Regions from separate parts of the Homo sapiens genome. Here region 2 is linked to region 1. The links are chromatin loops, found by intact Hi-C in ENCODE. Cell type or tissue: A673. All regions are shown on one strand. Each heading gives the region's core, and the rest is flanking DNA. Links, peaks and the distances in the headings are about the cores only.

Region 1 (8,971 bases), core at 248-8,247:
CAGGAGCAGGTTACTTAATTTCCATGTAATCGTATGGTTTTGAGCGATTTTTGTAGTCCCAAATTCTAATTTTATTGTTCTGTGGTCTGATAGAGTGGTTGATATAATTCCATTTTTTTGCATTTGCTGAGTATTGTTTGATGTCTAATTATGTGATCGATTTTAGAGTATGTGCTGTGTGGTGATGAGAAAACTGTATATTCTGTTGTTTTTGGGTGGAGAGTTCTGTATATGTCTTTCAGGTTCATTTGATCCAGTGCTGAATTTATGTTTGGGATTTCTATGTTAATTTTCTGCCTCAATTATCTATCTAGTACTGACAGTGTGGTATTGGATGAAGTCTCCCACTATTATTACATGGGAATCTAAGTCTCTTCATAAATCTCTAAAAACTTGCTTTATGAATCTCGGTGCTCCTGTATTAGATGCATATATTTTTAGGATGGTTATTTCTTCCTGTTGAATTGAATGAACTCTTTACTATTATGTAGTATCCTGGTCTTTTTTTATCTTTGCTGGTTTTGTTTGTTTTGTCTCAAATTAGGTTAGCAACCCTTGATTTTTTTCTGATTTCCATTTGCTCAGTAGATTTTTCTCCATCCCTTTATTTCAAGTCTATAGGTGTCATTTCATGTGAGATGGGTTGCTTGAAGATAGCACACCTATGGGTTTGGTGTTTTATCCAGCTTGACACTCTGTGCCTTTTAATTGGGACATTTAGCCAGTTTCCATTCAAGGTTTATATTGATATTTGTGAATTTGATACTGTTGTCATGATGTTAGCTCGTTATTATGCAGATTTGTTTGTGTGGTTGCTTTATAGTGTCAATGGTCTGTGTACTCATGAGTGTTTTTGTAGTGGCTGGTAATGGTCTCTCCTTTCCACATTTTGTGCCTCCTTCAGGAGCTTTTGGAAAACAGGTATGTTGATAACAAATTCCCCTAGCGTTTGCTTGTCTAAAGAGAATCTCATTTCTCCTTTGCTTATGAAGATCAGTTTGGCTACATATAAAATTTTTGGTTGAAATTTCTTGACTTTAAGAATGTTGCATATTGACCCCTAATCTCTTCTGTCTTGTAAGGTTTCTACTGAGAGGTCAACTGTTAATCTGTTGGGCTTGCCTTTGTAGGTGATTGGCCCTTTCCTCTCTAGCTGCCTTTAACATTTTTTCTTTCATTTCAATCTTGGCAAATCTGATGATTATGTGTCTTGGGGATAATCTTTTTGTGAAGTATCTTAATGAGGTTCACTGCATTTTCTGAATGTGAATGTTGGCCTCTCTAGCTAGTTTGGGGAAATTGTCATAAATGACATCCTGAAATATATTTTCCAAGTTGCTTCCATTCTCCCCATCTTTTTCAGGGACACCAATGAATCATAGATTTTGTCTCTACATAATCCCTTATTTCTCAGAGGTTTTGTCAATTCCTTTTTATTGTTTTTTCTCTATTCTTGTCTGACTGTCTTATTTTTGAAAGCCAGACTTCAAACTCTGTGATTCTTTTCTCAGCTTGGTCTGTTCTGTTAATAATACTTGCAATTGCATTATGAAATTCTTGCAGTACCTTTTTCAGCTCTATTAGGTCGGTTATATTCTTTTCTATACTAGCTATTTTGTTTGTCAGCTCCTGTATCATTCTATTGTGATTCTTAGCTTCCTTGGATTAGGTTTAAATGTACTCCTGCATCTCTATAGCCTTTGTTCCTACTCACATTCTGAATATTTTTTTTTCTGTAATTTCAGTCATCTCAGCCCAGTTCAGAACCCTTGCTGGAGAGCTAGTGTGATCCTTTGGAGGAAAGAAGGCACTCTGGCTTTTTGAGTTCTCAGAGTTCTTGCACTGGTTCTTTTGCATCATTGTGGGCTCATGTTTCTTTAATCTGTGAAGCTCCTGTCCTTTCATGGTAGTTTTTTTTTCTTTCATCTTATTTGATGACCTCAAGTGTTTTATTGTGGAATAAGATGGATTCAGTTGACTGGCTTGGTTTCTGGAAGATTTTAGGGAGCCACGGCTCAGCTCACAACTCCTAAACTGCACACTTTAACTCTAGGTCACTGCTATTATGTCCCAACTTTGTTCTCTGGCTCCTCCAGGTTAGAAACTCCCTGTGCTAGTGGGGGCTGAGGTGCTCCCAGACCATTAGTTACAGCATTCCAATGGGTGCAGCCATTCAAAGAGTTTCACAGGGTGGTGACAGCAGGATGCATCCTCTTTCACACGTGTCAGCAGCAGTGGCAGTGCCAGTTCAGTGGGGTGCATGCTAGTTGGCTGCAGCAGGCTGCTAGCAGGTGCCAGTCTCTGTGCACGTGTTCACAGCAGCCATGGAGGCCGCACAGCTTGCAGGGACAGGAGGGTCTCCCACTGGCGATTGCGTGCATGGTTGCCCTGGTAGTGGTGTTAGCATGGGGGGTAGAGTGCCAGCAGGAACAGGACTGTATGTACCCTCTGTGCCCATTCATACAGGCAGAGGTGGCTGCTCCAGGCAAAGGAGGGTCCGCTGTCTTCTGTGCCTAGTTTCACTCCATTGGCAGTTTTAGCTAATGGGTGGGGCACTGGTGGTGGCAGGTCTGACTGCCTCTATGCCCGCCAAGATTCTGACTGCAATGGTGGTAGGGCAGGGGTAGGGGGCACAGAGTGCACTCATGCTGGCAGCAGTGGCAGGGCAGGGTGCACATGCACATACACACTGGTGGGGCAGAGAAGGCAAGATCCACAGGCACAAGTAAAGTAATGCGGGAAGTGGCCGTAGGCAGGGAGGCAGCTGTGTTGGGAGAGAGTGGATGGGCTGGTGCATGTCCATGGGACTGCTCTGGCACAGTCTGTCAGTGCAGGAGCTATGATGCAGCCCCCAGGGCACCCAGGGTGGCACTGCAAACAGAGGCAGCGAGGCTGATGCCCTGGCAGAGGCCAGAAGACCAAGGGTGCTCAGGTCGGAACAGCCCCATCTGATGGGCAAGACCACCCTGCAGAATTGAGGTCTGACAGTTCCCCTAGAGCTAAGGTCTCCTGTGGCAGCAAGTCAAACCTAGGGTAATGGTGTCTTCGGCTGTGCTCCACTATAGGTGCTCCTGCACCAAATCCTCTGGGTTCCACATCACCTGGAGTTCTGCCCCTACAACTTCTCTAAGCAGCTCTCCCTGACAACTTAAGTGTCTGTGGTGGTTGAGGGGTCTCCTTCCAAGATTCCAGAGGCCCATGGCAGGAGTGGGTTGCTCTTTGCCAATTCAACTCACCCATTCATTCCCCCAGAGTCACTGGGGACCAAGAATGTGACCCAGTGCATGGCAGCCCCTTGAAACATTTTCTTTTTCCTCCTTTTTCAGCCCAGCTTCGGTGTCTTTCCTCTAACCACTCAGTGCCTTCAGTCTACTTTTAAAAAACAGTTATTTTCACATTCATTGTTTTCCTTTTATAGCTTTCCACCATTTTATAAAAAGAATGCTGTCATTTTTTTCAAAACTATCATTTACTTTCCATTGTGCAATATTCTAGGGAAGACTAAAAATATTTTCACTCTCCAATATATCTTTCTTATTCAGTCCTATTTTCTGACACTGTTGATTTTCCCCTGTTATTTCTTGAATAATGCTAAAATCATTATGACTATTTATGTTGATCATCCTTTTCACTTGTTTGGAGCAAAATGATCAATCATCATGAACACACTCTCAGTAACCTAGACACTGGTTCTAGGTGTCTAACAAAAAATATTTGTTAATTTTTAATAACTTTTGAAGTTGAATTTTACTCAAAAGAGCAAAAATAGAAAAATTTTAAAATTCACTTTTTGGTATATTAGACTCCATTAAAGTTTGTGCATTTTCACAGACTGTTAAATTATTACATTATAAACATTATTGTGTTTTTAATTTTTTATTAAGAAAGAATTACCCAAAGCTGTTATGAAATGCATTACCTTAACCAGTGTGAATGTTATCTATGCTTTATTACTCATCTCAAGACTCATGATATTTAGAACAGAACTCACTTTATTAAGAACATTGTCTAGCATATCTGAATATATATTGTTTATTTGAATAGGTGTTTGGTTCCTAGAGAAAGATTTCTTCCCTTAAACAGTATATTTATCCATTTATTAATTAATTAGGTTCTACAATTACTAGATTGCTTAATGTTGGGCCTACAAAATTAAATAAAAGAGATAGTACTTTTTTTGAAGCTGTGGTACATGGAATAATTTCCAATTTATTTTTAGAACCATCCGATTTTCCAAGAATATGACATACAGTGAATGGGGGTAGTGAGAGAAAGCCTAGAAAGGTGGAAAAGTATCAGCTCTTAGAACAGCTTTAAAAGTGTATCAAGCTGATTTTTTCTTGGGATACCGATAGACTCCTCTGAGTTTGGGGACAGAAGAGTAACATGATCAGATCTAAATATGTTAGCAGGTTTAAGGATATGCTGAGATTGGACATGGGGAGATGATTAATGAAATCACTGCTAATGTTCAAGCGACAAATGATAAATTCAGAACTAAAGTTAGTGGTGATTAAATTATGGAGAAGCATGTGATGTTGAAACAGATGAAACTCTGAGGCTGTTAAGAATTAAAATCTAGAGGACTTGGCCAGGATAAGGTTAAAGTCAGAATGTTAAAAAAATAAATTACCCCCAAAGACTATTGTAGTCTTGCCTAAAAGACATGGAAGCAGTACCCAAGATGTGGAATTTTACAGAAGGAACAAGTATTAGTGGAGAGATGACTAATTTGTTCATTCAGCAATATAAATATACGGTAATATTTATGTCATCTGTTGCCTCTTTAATTTGGAGCCTAGTGCTTATGTAGTGGTTAATACAGTGGATAAGTATGCAGCATCCCCATAAAGTCAGACATAGGCAAAGGAGTTTGCATCTATATAAATGCATCTTACAATTTTTATATTTCAGGATTAAGAATCTTTGCCTCAACTTTAATATACTGTAAAACACACATGTCGAACAAAGTCTGATTATAGATAAGTTTGTCCTGAAAACATTTTGTTGCTGGCAAATGTATAAAAAACAAACATTTACTCCTTCGCTTTAGTTAAAAGTTAGTACTTCTCTTTTTTAGACCCTCCATCCCTCCCTCCCTTCCTTCCTTCTTTCCTTCCTTCCTTCCTTCCTTCCTTCCTTCCTTCCTTCCTTCCTTCCTTCCCATCCATCTATATACCTATACCACACCCAAATGGTCAAGAGTCCAGGAAAATGTCTCCAAATCACAACAAATCCACCAGAGAAAATACATAACATGTTTTTTTTCTTTAATGGGAGATTAACATAGTTTTGTAATTAAAAATGTGCAAATGGGGTAGTAGATATTCATGTTAATATTTTGTTTAATAGAGTTCAAATAATTCATTACAAACATTATGTGAATACAATGCTGTCATTTCAGTATATTCCTTAAACCATATGAGTATTTGAAAAATAATTTTAAAAATATGTGGTAATACTCCAAGTGTCCTGAAGAGTTTGAATAAAATATTTATTATTTTTTCCCAGATTTAGTTTTCTACATTTAGCAATTCAAAGTTCAAATTGTAATTATGATTCAAAAAAGTAGTAGAATGCAATACATTCATTCACACAAGACACTGATTAAGTCAAAATTCCTAAAGAATTTTATTAATGCCTAAACCCCTGCAAAAATGCCTAAATAAATATTGCTATATTGCAGTTGGAGAGGGCAATCTTTTTATACTCCTGTAATGGAATACAGTTGTCTTCTATTTCTTTATGCATCTATCGATTCTACAGAAAGATGCACTTACGAAAATCAGTGTGTAAAAGACTTCTTTTTTATTCTTTTATTTCCTCACAAGGTTGTTTAATGTTTCATTGGGAAGTCTAAGCATTCCTGATGATCAAAATGTAAACATTGTTTCTAAAATTTTACAAATAAGAAATGACATAATCTTGATGAGAAAAGTTACTACTTCCATCTCCCACATGTAAATATACCATATTCAAGAATTTATCTGTATTAAGAAAAGACTTACTTTTCACGAATTATATCTACCATTTTTACTCAGCAACTCTTATTAATCAATTTGCATTAATTAATTGGAGTATTTAAATCCCCCTCTCCACAAGGTACCATATAAGACACTCATTGAATAATAGTTATGATTGAGCATTTTATAGAAGTTAGTATATTATATTTCTTTAAGAAAATTTTGTTCAAACATATGAGATTTGGGGGAATTTAAAGGGAGATTTTTTCCTTTAAAAATATACTACACTTTTCCAAACATAGATTGAGACAACAGAAAATATCCTAAAAATTAAAATACCCGTGCCAATGACAAAGCATTTTCTTTGCTTATTTAAAAAAAATTATCTGCACAGATGAATTTTAAAACTGAAGTTCAAAACCCTCTCTGCATGTCTCCACTGGAATCACATACCCTTGGACACTCTCTTAGTTAAATGTGTGTTTTGTAGGTATTCGTTTATGTGGCCAATTTGCAGTTCCTACAATCCACATAAAACTGGCTTTTTCAAATGCATAATGAAAGAACTGCAACTGAACTATAATGACAAAAAAGGTTATTTAGCCTTCAAAACATTTAGTTACCTTCAAAAGCGAATTCTGGGGGAGCAGTACAGAGACCCTTTCTGATTAAGCCTTCATTAGTAAGCCTTTATTTCTCCCACTGCTCTTTCCCTATACTTTGTCTTCTTTTCCCTTTGCTCTTCTCTCTTTGTTATTTTGATTTCTCTATGTAAGAAGTGAAAGTTCAATGTAAAATTGTTTGAATTTGCTGGAAAAAAAAAAACCTGTTGAAAGATTGTGATTGCATTTGAATTCAATGGTTCTGAAACTCAAAAAAAAGAAAAGTGGCAGATGGGCAAAGATGGATGATTTCTGACCAGGAAGATCATTGATAGCATAATATAAACCATGGGCTTGAAGGGATTTCTGTAGGTAAAGTGTTTAGATAATAAAACAATTTTTAAATGAGTCAAACTTTTGCCTTCCTTGTTCTAACATATTTATAATTATGTCTTTACAATATCTGATATGAAAGAAGTTATATTTGATTGGTTAAAATGATTCTTACATTATAATTCTAAAAGTAGAAATCTTTTTTTTTTGCTTATTTGGGTTTATTTTTAGCTTATTTTGAAATGATGTTATCCAGATTCTTTAAATTATTTCATTTATTCATTGACTAATATGTATTAATCACACATGAAGAGCAAAGCACAATTTCTTGTCCTAGGAATATAAGCAGTTAAAAAACCAGACAAGGTTGTCAGTCGAAGAACTGAAGATATTACTGGTTTTCTTTTTAATGAAATACACTGTCTACTGGTATCCCTGAAAATTATCTGATTCTATAGAGGTGTGTATTTTAATTGACTTTGACATATGGTATAAAAATTAAAGTCTACAAAACTGATAATGCAAATGATTTCTGTTTATGACAATGCAAATGAACATTGTCCAATAGAGAATATAAATCTAAGTCAAATTCTTAATCCAACAGATTGTAGCTTACTTGTTCCTTCATTAATTAATGAGTTAAATAAAATATTTAAAACATATGCATTTAATATTTGATGACAGTCATGATTTTATCATTTTGAAAATTTTATTTTAACAAAGCGTTTGTCTTTTTGGAACTTATTTTCTACTGATTCTTATGCAAATGCCTGCACAACTTAAAAAAGAAGAATTCTTCCATTGTCATTATAATAACATAGCCTCTCTAGGAAGGTAGAAAGTCTTCATTTATATTGGCAGAAAAATATAAGCATAAAAATATTTATTATATATATCTGAAAATTTATAAAAATATAAATACATTTCAAGGATCTGGGCTTCCAAACAAATATGTATTTTTTGAAAGATCCAAAAGTAAGGGTAGACGGTTTCCTGGGTTTCCCGTGCCTCTTTTAACTTTGGCACAGAGCATAAGATTGTAGTTTTTAGACAATGATTTTTACTAGTTAACCTAAAATGAAAGTATACATATTGTTTATAGAGTTGTTGGTAAATATAGTTGAACACCCACCATGCAGTTTACAGGATCCAGCTGGTTATTATAAGCTTTTGTGAGTAGTCAATAAAACTTAATAGATACCAATTTCTAGTACTTTGCTTCCAGAGCCACAATCGTAGAAAATTAGCCCACTTGGAAGAGAACATAATATCATTTAGTCATGAATCCTGACAATATAAGGAACTGATATTCAGCAGTGATATCTGTGAATGATAAAACAGTTAAAAGAAATGCATAAGCTTAAATAGTGTGATAATTGAACATATTGGTGTAAAATCTTTTCTGAAAATATGATAAATTTTACCAAATTCTTTTGAATTATTCTTGTGGCTAAGTTCCTTAGTCTGCCTTTTTATTATTTAGTTAGTTAGGTTGTCAGAAATCCATATACATTAACATTAAAAATATCATAAACTGATCAGGGACCAGTTTAATAAGATTACTCATTTGCGGGAGATTCTACATATAAGCCATGTTTAGATGATAAAAATATTGATAATTGTAAACAAGTGTATATTAATAAATTTAAAATATTCTTAGGATTTCCCAAAATAGAGTTAGCATATTGTACTTTTCCAACAGCCTATGAATCCTGACTTTAAAATTTGCTAATCATATGGTAAAATAATTTAATCCTCTTTTTCTCTTACTCTTCAAAGCACATAAATAAATAGCATTTTATTCACAAAACACATTACAAATTATAACATATTGAACTAAGGCTAAATGAAGCAATTATTTAGTGACCGACATCAGGACACTTCATTGGTCAGGAAACAAGGAGCATAAATATCAGCCATGTTAAATTGTAATTTGAAAAAGTTCTCAGTCCAAATTAGCAGAATGCATTGAGAGAGTTTGAGGTAGCATCACCTCTCCCTTTCAAATTTAACTTTTTAAAGAAGTATATAGCTAAACTAACAATCATAATAATAACACCAATAGTTAAGATG
Region 2 (8,971 bases), core at 442-8,441, 560 kb after region 1:
TTTATAAAATTTCAAGTAGTTAGTTGTCTTCTTTCAACACTTAAAAGATGTATTTCCATTGTTTTCTGGTTTTCTTCACTTCTGCTGAAAAGGAAGTCCTGGCCGGGGATGGTGGCTCATGCCTGTAATACTTGACTTTGGGAAGCCAAGGCAGGATGATCACTTGAGGCCAGGAGTTCAAGACCAGCCTGGACAACATAGCAAGACCCCTGTGTACAAAAAAAATTATTTTAAATTAGCCAAGCATGGTGGCATGCACCTGTATTCCTAGCTAGTTGGGAGGCCAAGGAGAGAGGATCCCTTGAGCCCAGAAATTTGATGCTGCAGTCAGCTATATCATGCCACTGGGCCACAGAGAAAGACCCTATCTCTAAAAATAAAAAAGCAATTCTTAGTTTTGCTCCTGTGAAGTTTATGTGTTTTTTCTTTCGGTCTGCTATCAAGAGTGTTCTTCCTTGTCTTTGCCTTTCAATGTGTTTTAGTGTGATGGGCTTAGCATCTGTTTTTATATCTTTAAATATTTCATCTGCCACATCCTGTTCTCTTCTTACAGGACTCCAGTTAAATATATGTTAGATATTCCAACCATGTCCTGTTGTTTCTTCCTGTTTCCTGGTTTTTCAGTAATTTTCCCCTCTGTTCTTCATCCTGGATAACAACAACTGACATTTCAGCTGACACTAGCCATCTTTTGTGACATGTTCATTTTATGTTAAACACAAAAATTGAGTTATTAAATTCAGTTGTTTTATATTTCAGGTCTATAACTTTTTATTCCTTTTATATGGGTATCTGTTTTCTTTTTAGATCAGTCAGGAGCTATGCTGACCCAAGGTTAGGTTGCAGTTTTTTTAAGGTTGATTCTCTACTTTTGATTCATTCAAATTCCTTTCACCAGTCCCACTGCCAACTTTTTTTTATAAGCTCTAATCACATCATGCCAGAATTATTGCAATACTTTCAAGACTCAAGACTTGCTTCTTCCAATTTGCCTCACTGTGCAGAATACTCTTTAGACAAGGCAAATCTAATCATGTCATCCCCTAATTAAAATGCCATAAGGGCTCCACGTTGCTTATAATATTGCAACTAGGACATAACCCTTCAGGTCCAAAAGCATGGGTCATTTAGTAAGGCCCTTCTTCCTTGGCAATTCCTAATCTATATAATTTTTTGTCTTCTCAGCATTTTGAAGTTTCCAAAAACTTCCCTCTGCTTTTTAGAATCTTTATGCTTACCTCTTAGCTTGAGGAATTTAAGAATTCATCAATTACCTCAAGAGAGAAGATTAATGAGCACTGGACATTTTTTTGTACTTGCCATTTATCCAGGATCATGCTCTCTCAAGTCCTGATTGCTTTGGCAGCCCTGAGCTCTATTGTGTTGTGTTTCCAGATATGGGATTATCAAAAACTCAAATTTTCTGCTTGTCACGGTATTCTCAGTCTTTTGCTTGACTCCAATCCCTCATCAGATTCTTGAAAGCTTCTTCACAAGAAAAATAGAACATCATCAATAATCAATTCACTCTGCCTTTCTTCTCCTCTAGTTTAACTTAACCATGCAGCAATTTATTTTTCATTACCCCTTGTCTTATCACATGCAGATAATATTTATTTATTATTTGTATATATGACTAAACACCTTTTGAAAATTGATAGACCTTGCCACAATAGTATCTCTAGAGACTACAGTTATCTCAATTCTTCATAAACACTTACAAATATATAAATACACATATACATATATACATACATACATATGGATGTTCTCTCACACACATACACTGTGATCTGAATCATAGTGTTAGTTCCAGCTTTTATCCATCAACTTTACCCATTTATATAAAATCCAATTGAATGTAGACTATGGTTGTTCTCTCCATACTCTTATGATTGACTTAGGTCCTCACTGTTCACCTGAAATTGCCCTCAGAAAAGTAATGAATAACCTTTTCATCACTAGATAAATGAGAATCTATATTTTTTTCACATTTTTAGTATCTTCTCAATGTCCACATGGTTAATCTTTATTCCTTTATGTATTCCCTAACATTTCCAAATTTCTGAGGATGTACTGAATCTCGGTTCTTTTCAAAGCAGTCAAAACCTCGTCACTCTTTCTTTCGATTATTCCTACTTCCCCTCTTTTGTTACAGAGCTACATAAAGTTCAAGTGAATGTTTTACAGATTCAAAACCTATTGAAGATCATTGCCATGTCTGAGTTGCTTTTGTATCTCAACAGTGTGTCGCAAATTGCAGATATTTATTAAATGAATTTAATTACATAACAAATATGACCTGCTAAAAAAAAAACCTGAGTGTCCTCTATGTACAACAAAATAGTAGTAGAATAAATAATTTCCACTTGGCAACAATCCGTATTAAATATTTAAAATCTCGAACTTGTGATAGTATAATCAGAAATAGGTTTTAGAAAAAATCAATTGAAGAATGGTATGTGGTTTAACTAAAATTAGAATGTTAAAAGGTATTTAATGTTTCTTTATCAACACTGAACTATTTCTTCAAAATGAGAAATTGCTACTAAATGTTGGTAACAATGACTTGCCAAGAAATAAGGAGACACCTATCTGGATGCTTTTCTGGTTATTTAAACATTATCTATTCAGTACTGAAATTATTGTCTTCCTCTTCCCACCCACAAGCCTGCTTTTCTTCTTTCTGTGTCTGCATCGGTGAATAATACCACAGTCCAGACAGTAGTCTGAGATGGAAACCTGAGAGTCATACTTGACTATGTTACATGCTTTACTACCTATAAACAGCAATCTCTATAAATTCTACTTCCAAAATACTCTTGACTCCATCTTCCTTTCCCTATTCTCACTTTTTTTATAAACTCCAATCATATCACACCAGAATTACTGCAATACTCTCAAGACTCAAGACTCACTTCTTCAGACCAGCCTGGGCAACATGGCAAAACCCGTCTCTACAAAAAATACAAAAATTAGTGTGGCATGGTGGCACAAACCTGTAATCCCCCCTACCTGGTAGGCTGAGGCAGGAGAATTGTTTGAACCTGGGCGGCAGGGGCTACAATGAGCTGAAATCACCCCACTGCACTCCAGCCTGGGCGACAAAGCGACTGTACCAAGTGCTCTTCAGAAAAGGCAATCTAACCATGTCATCCCCTAATTAAAATGCAATAAGAATCCACATAGTTTTCAATATTAACTTTAATATGTCTTACAAGGCTCTGCCTGATCCGCTTCTCTTTCCCTTTTCTGTATATTACTTGTTACTTCTCCACACTCAGTGTTTCAGATTTAGTGAACTTCAAGTTTTCTAAGCCAGTCATGGGCCCTCTAATCTCTGGGATTTTTACACATGCAGTTCCTTTGCCTGGAAGTCCTTTCCCTGCCTCTTCTCTGATTAATTTCTACACATTCTTCAAGTCTCAACTTACATGGAACACTCTTCAGAAAGCTTTCCCAGACTCTAATGTTGGAGATAGCTGCTTCACAAATTGTCTCATAAACAACCTGCCCTTACACATAACTTGGTATAATGCACTGTAATTTTCTGATCACTTATCTTTTCCTCACAATGGTCTTTAAATTTCCCAAAGAAATCATTTATTATAGTTACATACATGTGCTAGGTAATGTACATATTTTTATTCATAATCAAATTCATCAAATCACTTTAGACTCTCCAATATTATCTTAAGAATAATAATATAAAAGAAATATATTTCGTGTTACTTTTGTTTTCCTCAAATTACATATTTTTGTTTAATGTCTCAATCAAACTTTAAATTTATTGGTGAATTTATCAATTTTTATGCTCATTATTTCTTTTCGAATCTCATTCGTTAATTCTAGTTTGAGTTTTGTCTTCCTAAATAGCATCCTTTGCCATTCATAATATCTATTATGGTGCTTGATACATAATAAATGTAACAGGCATGTTTGGGCCATTCTCTTATTTGATGGCCTATCCTCCTGTGGCAATGATTCTAGCAAGAAGAGGCAGCTTCACTTGCCAGGTTTGTACAACCATGATCCTTCACTTCCCTTGTTTGGACCTGAACCATGGGCTGAGCAGATTAGATTCTTTCTTTGTGGAATTTGAATTGTGAGATACAAAGCCTAGGAGTCATTTATTTGGTGGTGGTCCTGAATCAGGAAAGTCATGTTTCTCAGAGAATGGGGTAGCTGTCCTGTTTGAGTCATGTATGCTGAAAAGCTAGTTAAGACAGGTTTACAGGGAAAATGAAAACAACAGAGGAAACACAAAGAGAACACCAGATGTAAGAGAATTATGTTCCCTCAAGAGAAAAAAAGAGATCAAATAGCTATTTTAGTAATGATGTCTTTGGCTTCGTGTCCCTACCTAAATCTCACTTGAATTGTACTCCCATAATTCCCAAGTGTTGTCGGAGGGACCTGGTGGGAGGAAGCTGAATCATGGGGACAGTTTCTCCCATACTGTACTCATGGTAGTAAATAAGTCTCACAAGATCTGATGGTTTCATAGGGGAAATCTGTTTCGCTTGGCTGTCATTCTCTCTCTTTCCGCTGCCATGTAAGAAGTGCCTTTCACGTTCCACCATGATTGTGAGGGCTCCCTAGCCATGTGGAATTGTGAGTCCATTAAACCTCTTTCTTTAGTAAATTGCCCAGTTTCAGGTATGTCTTTATCAGCAGCATGAAAATGGACTAATACTAGTAACTATTTTCCAGTTTCTAATTCTAGCACCTCTTGAAATCTAGATGTATTTCCTCCCCTTGGGTTCCGTGACATGCCCTCGTAGTTCTTTTCCTTAGACTCCTTAATTTAAACCAGCCTCTTTCTGGCATCCAAATGCTCCCTAAATGAATCTGTAGTTTAAACATATTTACTGAATAAACATGGGAAGGGAGGAAGGAAGGAAGGAAGGAAGGAAGGGAGGAAGGAAGGAAGGAAGGAAGGAAGGAAGGAAGGAAGGAAGGAAGGAAAAGGAAAGAAGGAAGGAAAAGGGAAAAAGCTAAGGAAAAAGAGGAGGAAGAAAGAGAAGTAAGAAGAAAGGTCCTTATTTCACAGGGCTTATTAAAATTTAATTGGGGAGCCAAAAATAAATGTACAGAAAAATATAGTTTCATAAAGCATAACTTTTATCTTTTTTGAAACAGAACTGTTATAAAACTTCCATACTATTAAATAGGTACATTATATTCTTCAAAATGAGTTAGTTAATTTTTGAGACAGAGCAGAGTTAAAGTATATGTTTGAATTTTGTACCATCAACACTAATGAGCTCAAAATGTAATTGTGGCACATGAAATAACTTTTTCACTTATTTTTCAAGCAGTCTTATTTTCTTTAAATAATTTTATACATTAAATATATTCTGTCAGTGAAACCTTCTCAGGAAATATATTCAAGGTAAGGGCCAAATTAACATTATAAACAAACAAACAAAAAACCTCTTAGTTCTTGAAAGTAAGTGCTTTTCCCAAGGAGTGGAATCAGACAACTTATTGAAGAAAATGGGATTTTAGTTATGTCTTAAATTATTTTTATTGGCAAAGATAGGTGAAGACCAAAACTCATATACACAAAAGCTAAAAAACTACAATGTCTAGGTGTGCTTTCCTTTTATTGAATTTTAAGATTTATGAGTTGGTATGAGATTGTGGAGAACCTTGGAAGCTAAATTCAGGAGTTTATTAGGCAATGAGGCAACTTTGAAATTTAAGAGGCAAGGAAGGATGAATGACACATGATAAAATATAGATTAGATGGAGAAGTCAGCAAATGATATAAGTAGAATAAATGAAAATTCTGAAATAATCCTATTAGGAATTTTTTGGACACATATTACCTCTTTGGGGATTATGACCCTTTCCTAGCACTAACTTAAACCCAGTAGCCAAGAGCTAGGCATAAAGCATTTCCCTGGAAAGGTATTTCTGACTGATATAGTTTGGCTGTGTCCCCACCTAAATCTCATCTTGAATTCCCACATGTTGTGGGAGGAACCTGGTGGGAGGAAATTGAATCATGGGGGCAGGTCTTTCCCATGCTGTTATCATGATAGTGAGTAAGACTCATGAGATCTGATGGTTATTATAATTGGGAGTTTTCCTGCACAAGCAGTTTTGGCTTGCTGTCATCTATGTAAGATGTAACTTGCTCCTCTTTGCCTCCCACCATGATTGTGAGACTTCCCCAGCCACGTGGAACTGTAAGTCCAATTAAACCTCTTTCTTATGTAAATTGCCAGTCTTGGGTATGTCTTCATCAGCAGCATGAAAATGAATTAATACAGCAAGTTGGTACCAGTAGAGTGGAGGCTGCTGAAAAGATACCCAAAAATGTGGAAGTGACTTTAGAACTGGATAACAGCAGAGGTTGAGACAGTTTGGAGGGCTCATAAGAGGACAGGAAAATGTGAGGAAGCTTGGAACTTCCTAGAGACTTGTTGAATGGCTTTGACCAAAAGCGTGATAGTGATATGGACAATAACAGTCCAGGCTGAGGTAGTCTCAGATGCAGATAAGGAACTTGTTGGGAACGGGAACAAAGGTGACTCTTGTTATGGTTTAGCAAACAGACTGGTGGCATTTTGCCCCTATCCTAGAGATTTGTGGAACTTTGAACTTGAGAGAGATGATTTAGGGTATCTGGTGGAAGAAATTTCTTAGCAGCAAAGCATTCAATATGTGACTTGGGTGCTGTTAAAGGCATTCGGTTTTATAAGGGAATCAGAGCATGAAAGTTCAGAAAATTTGCAGCCTAACAATGTGATAGAAAAGAAAAACCTATTTTCTCAGAAGAAATTCAAGCTGGCTGCAGAAGTTTGCATAAGTAACAAGGAGCCAAATGTTATTCCCCAAGACAATGGGGAGAATGTCTCCAGGGCATGTCAGAGGTCTTCATGGCAGCCCCTCCCATCACAGGCCCAGAGGTCTAGGAGAAAATGGTTTCCTGGGCTGGGCCCAGAGTTCCCTTGCTGTATGCAGTCCAGGGACTTGGTGCCTGTGCCCAAGCCACTCCAGCCGTGACTAAAAGGGGTCAAGGTACAACTTGGGCTGTTGCTTCAGAGGATGGGAGCCCCAAGCCTTGGCAGCTTCCACATGGTGCTGAGCCTGTGGGTGCACATAAGTCAAGAACTGAGGTTTGGGAACCTCCACCTAGATTTCAGAAGATGTATAGAAACATCTGGATGCCCAGGCAAAAGTTTCCTGCAGGACCAGGGCCGTCATGGAGAACTTCTGCTAGGGAAGTGCAGAAGGGAAATGTGGGGTTGGAGCCCACAGACAGAGTCCCTACTGGGGCAGCACCTAGTGGAGCTGTGAGGAGAGGGCCACCATCCTCCAGACCTCCGACAGGTCAATGGTAGATCCACTGTGAGCTTGTAACATGTGCCTGGAAAAGCCACAGACAATGTGAGCCTGTTAAAGCATCCAAGAGGGAGGCTATACCCTGCAAAGCCACAGGGGTGGAGCTGCCCAAGACCATGGGAATCCACCTCTTGCATCAGTGTGAGACATGGAGTCAAAGGAGATCATTTTGGAGCTTTAAGATTTGACTGCCTCACTGGATTTTGGACTTGCATGGGGCCTGTTGCCCCTTTATTTTGGCCAGTTTCTCCCATTTGGAACAGCTGTGTTTACTCAATACCTATACCCTCTTTGTATCTAGGAAGTAATTAGCTCTTTTTTTTTTTTAATTTACAGGCTCATAGGCAGAAAAGACTTGCCTTGTCTCAATGAGACTTTGGACTGTGGACTTTTGAGTTAATACTGAAATGAGTTAAGACTTTGGGGGACTCTTGGGAAGGCATGATTTGTTTTGAAATGTGAGAACATGAGATTTGGAAGAGGCCATGTGCAGAATTATATGGTTTGGCTATGTCCCTACCCAAATCTCATCTTGAATTCCCACATGTTGTGGGAGGGACCATGTGGGAGGTAATTGAATCATAGGGGCAGGTCTTTCCCTTGCTATTCTCATGATAGTAAGTTTCACAAGATCTGATGTTTATTGTAAGGGGCAGTTTTCCTCCACGATCTCTTTTTGCTTGCTGCCATTCTTGTAAGATGTGACTTGCTCCTCCTTGCCTTCTGCCATGATTGTGAATCTTCCCCAGCCACATGGAACTGTAAGTCCCATTAAACCTCTTTCTTTTGTAAGTTGTCCAGTCTTGGGTATGTCTTTATCAGCAGTGTGAAAATAGACTAATACCGTGATAAACCCCACCTCCAACCAGGATGAGCTAAAATGGCTTTCCTGACCATCTGTCCATTCTTTGCAAGGTATCATTAAGACGTATTTAACTGCCTGCCCTCCCTACTAACCTGAAAGCTTTGTGAAAACTACCACCCTAGTTCCAGCAAAGCTTACACTGATTAGATGTGTAATACTTCTTTTCAGTCAGAGATCTTGTCGTTGGGCAAGGTCTGAGACCTCTAAAGAGTAATCTGGAGTCTGCTTCATGTCCGATGGATGAAGCCCATCATACCTCGTAGAAGATATAATAAAGAAAGTACCATGCCTTGCTGCTGCTGAAACACCTGCCAAGAACTCTGATGTGGTGGCATTTTGCCTGGTTTCTTTCCTGGAATTCTTCCTCCCCTAGCATACTTGATTTATATTTTAAAATGAGCCATTCTCTTAATTATTGAGCATTTGTAGAACATCATGTGCTTACAGAGCACTCTAAAATATCCTATAAATTATTTTCATCTATGCATAGAAAGATGATATTTGTGATATATCCATTCTTTAGATGGAAAAACTAGTGAAAAGATTACCATGCTATCATACAACTAGCCAGAAAGGGGGTCATTTATTTGTTTCTTCTCTTAAGACACAACAATTCTCTAGAAATTATAGCTATGAGTTTTGTTTTGTTGCTTCTGTACAGCCTCGGACAGCCTTTCTTTGTCTATCAAAATAAGCAATAGGGAAATATGTGTTTTTTCTGAAACATGTGCTAAATAGAAAGTTCAGAAT

What was found. Hi-C counts contacts between places; a loop is a spot of excess contacts. Peaks named below come from ENCODE experiments on the same cell type or tissue, not always from the same donor. Only the 100,000 strongest peaks of a DNase experiment are listed, where the experiment ranks them.
Region 2: a loop joins it to region 1, with 11 times the contacts of the local background. A loop is called at or near these places in 1 of 110 quality-filtered maps.

Annotation. Positions count from the first base shown.
Region 1 is chr5:92,261,888-92,270,858 of GRCh38, reverse strand. No RefSeq gene overlaps it. Among named protein-coding and RNA genes, the nearest start is that of LINC02058, 670 kb to the left of the region's middle. In A673, for the core only: no CTCF peak of the experiment used is centred there; DNase peaks (open chromatin) are centred at 4,748 and 5,098; H3K27ac peaks cover 5,319 bases.
Region 2 is chr5:91,699,195-91,708,165 of GRCh38, reverse strand. The region is part of intron 4 of LOC105379078 (a long non-coding RNA gene); the gene reads right to left. Among named protein-coding and RNA genes, the nearest start is that of ARRDC3, 320 kb to the right of the region's middle. In A673, for the core only: no CTCF peak of the experiment used is centred there; a DNase peak (open chromatin) is centred at 4,815; H3K27ac peaks cover 1,335 bases.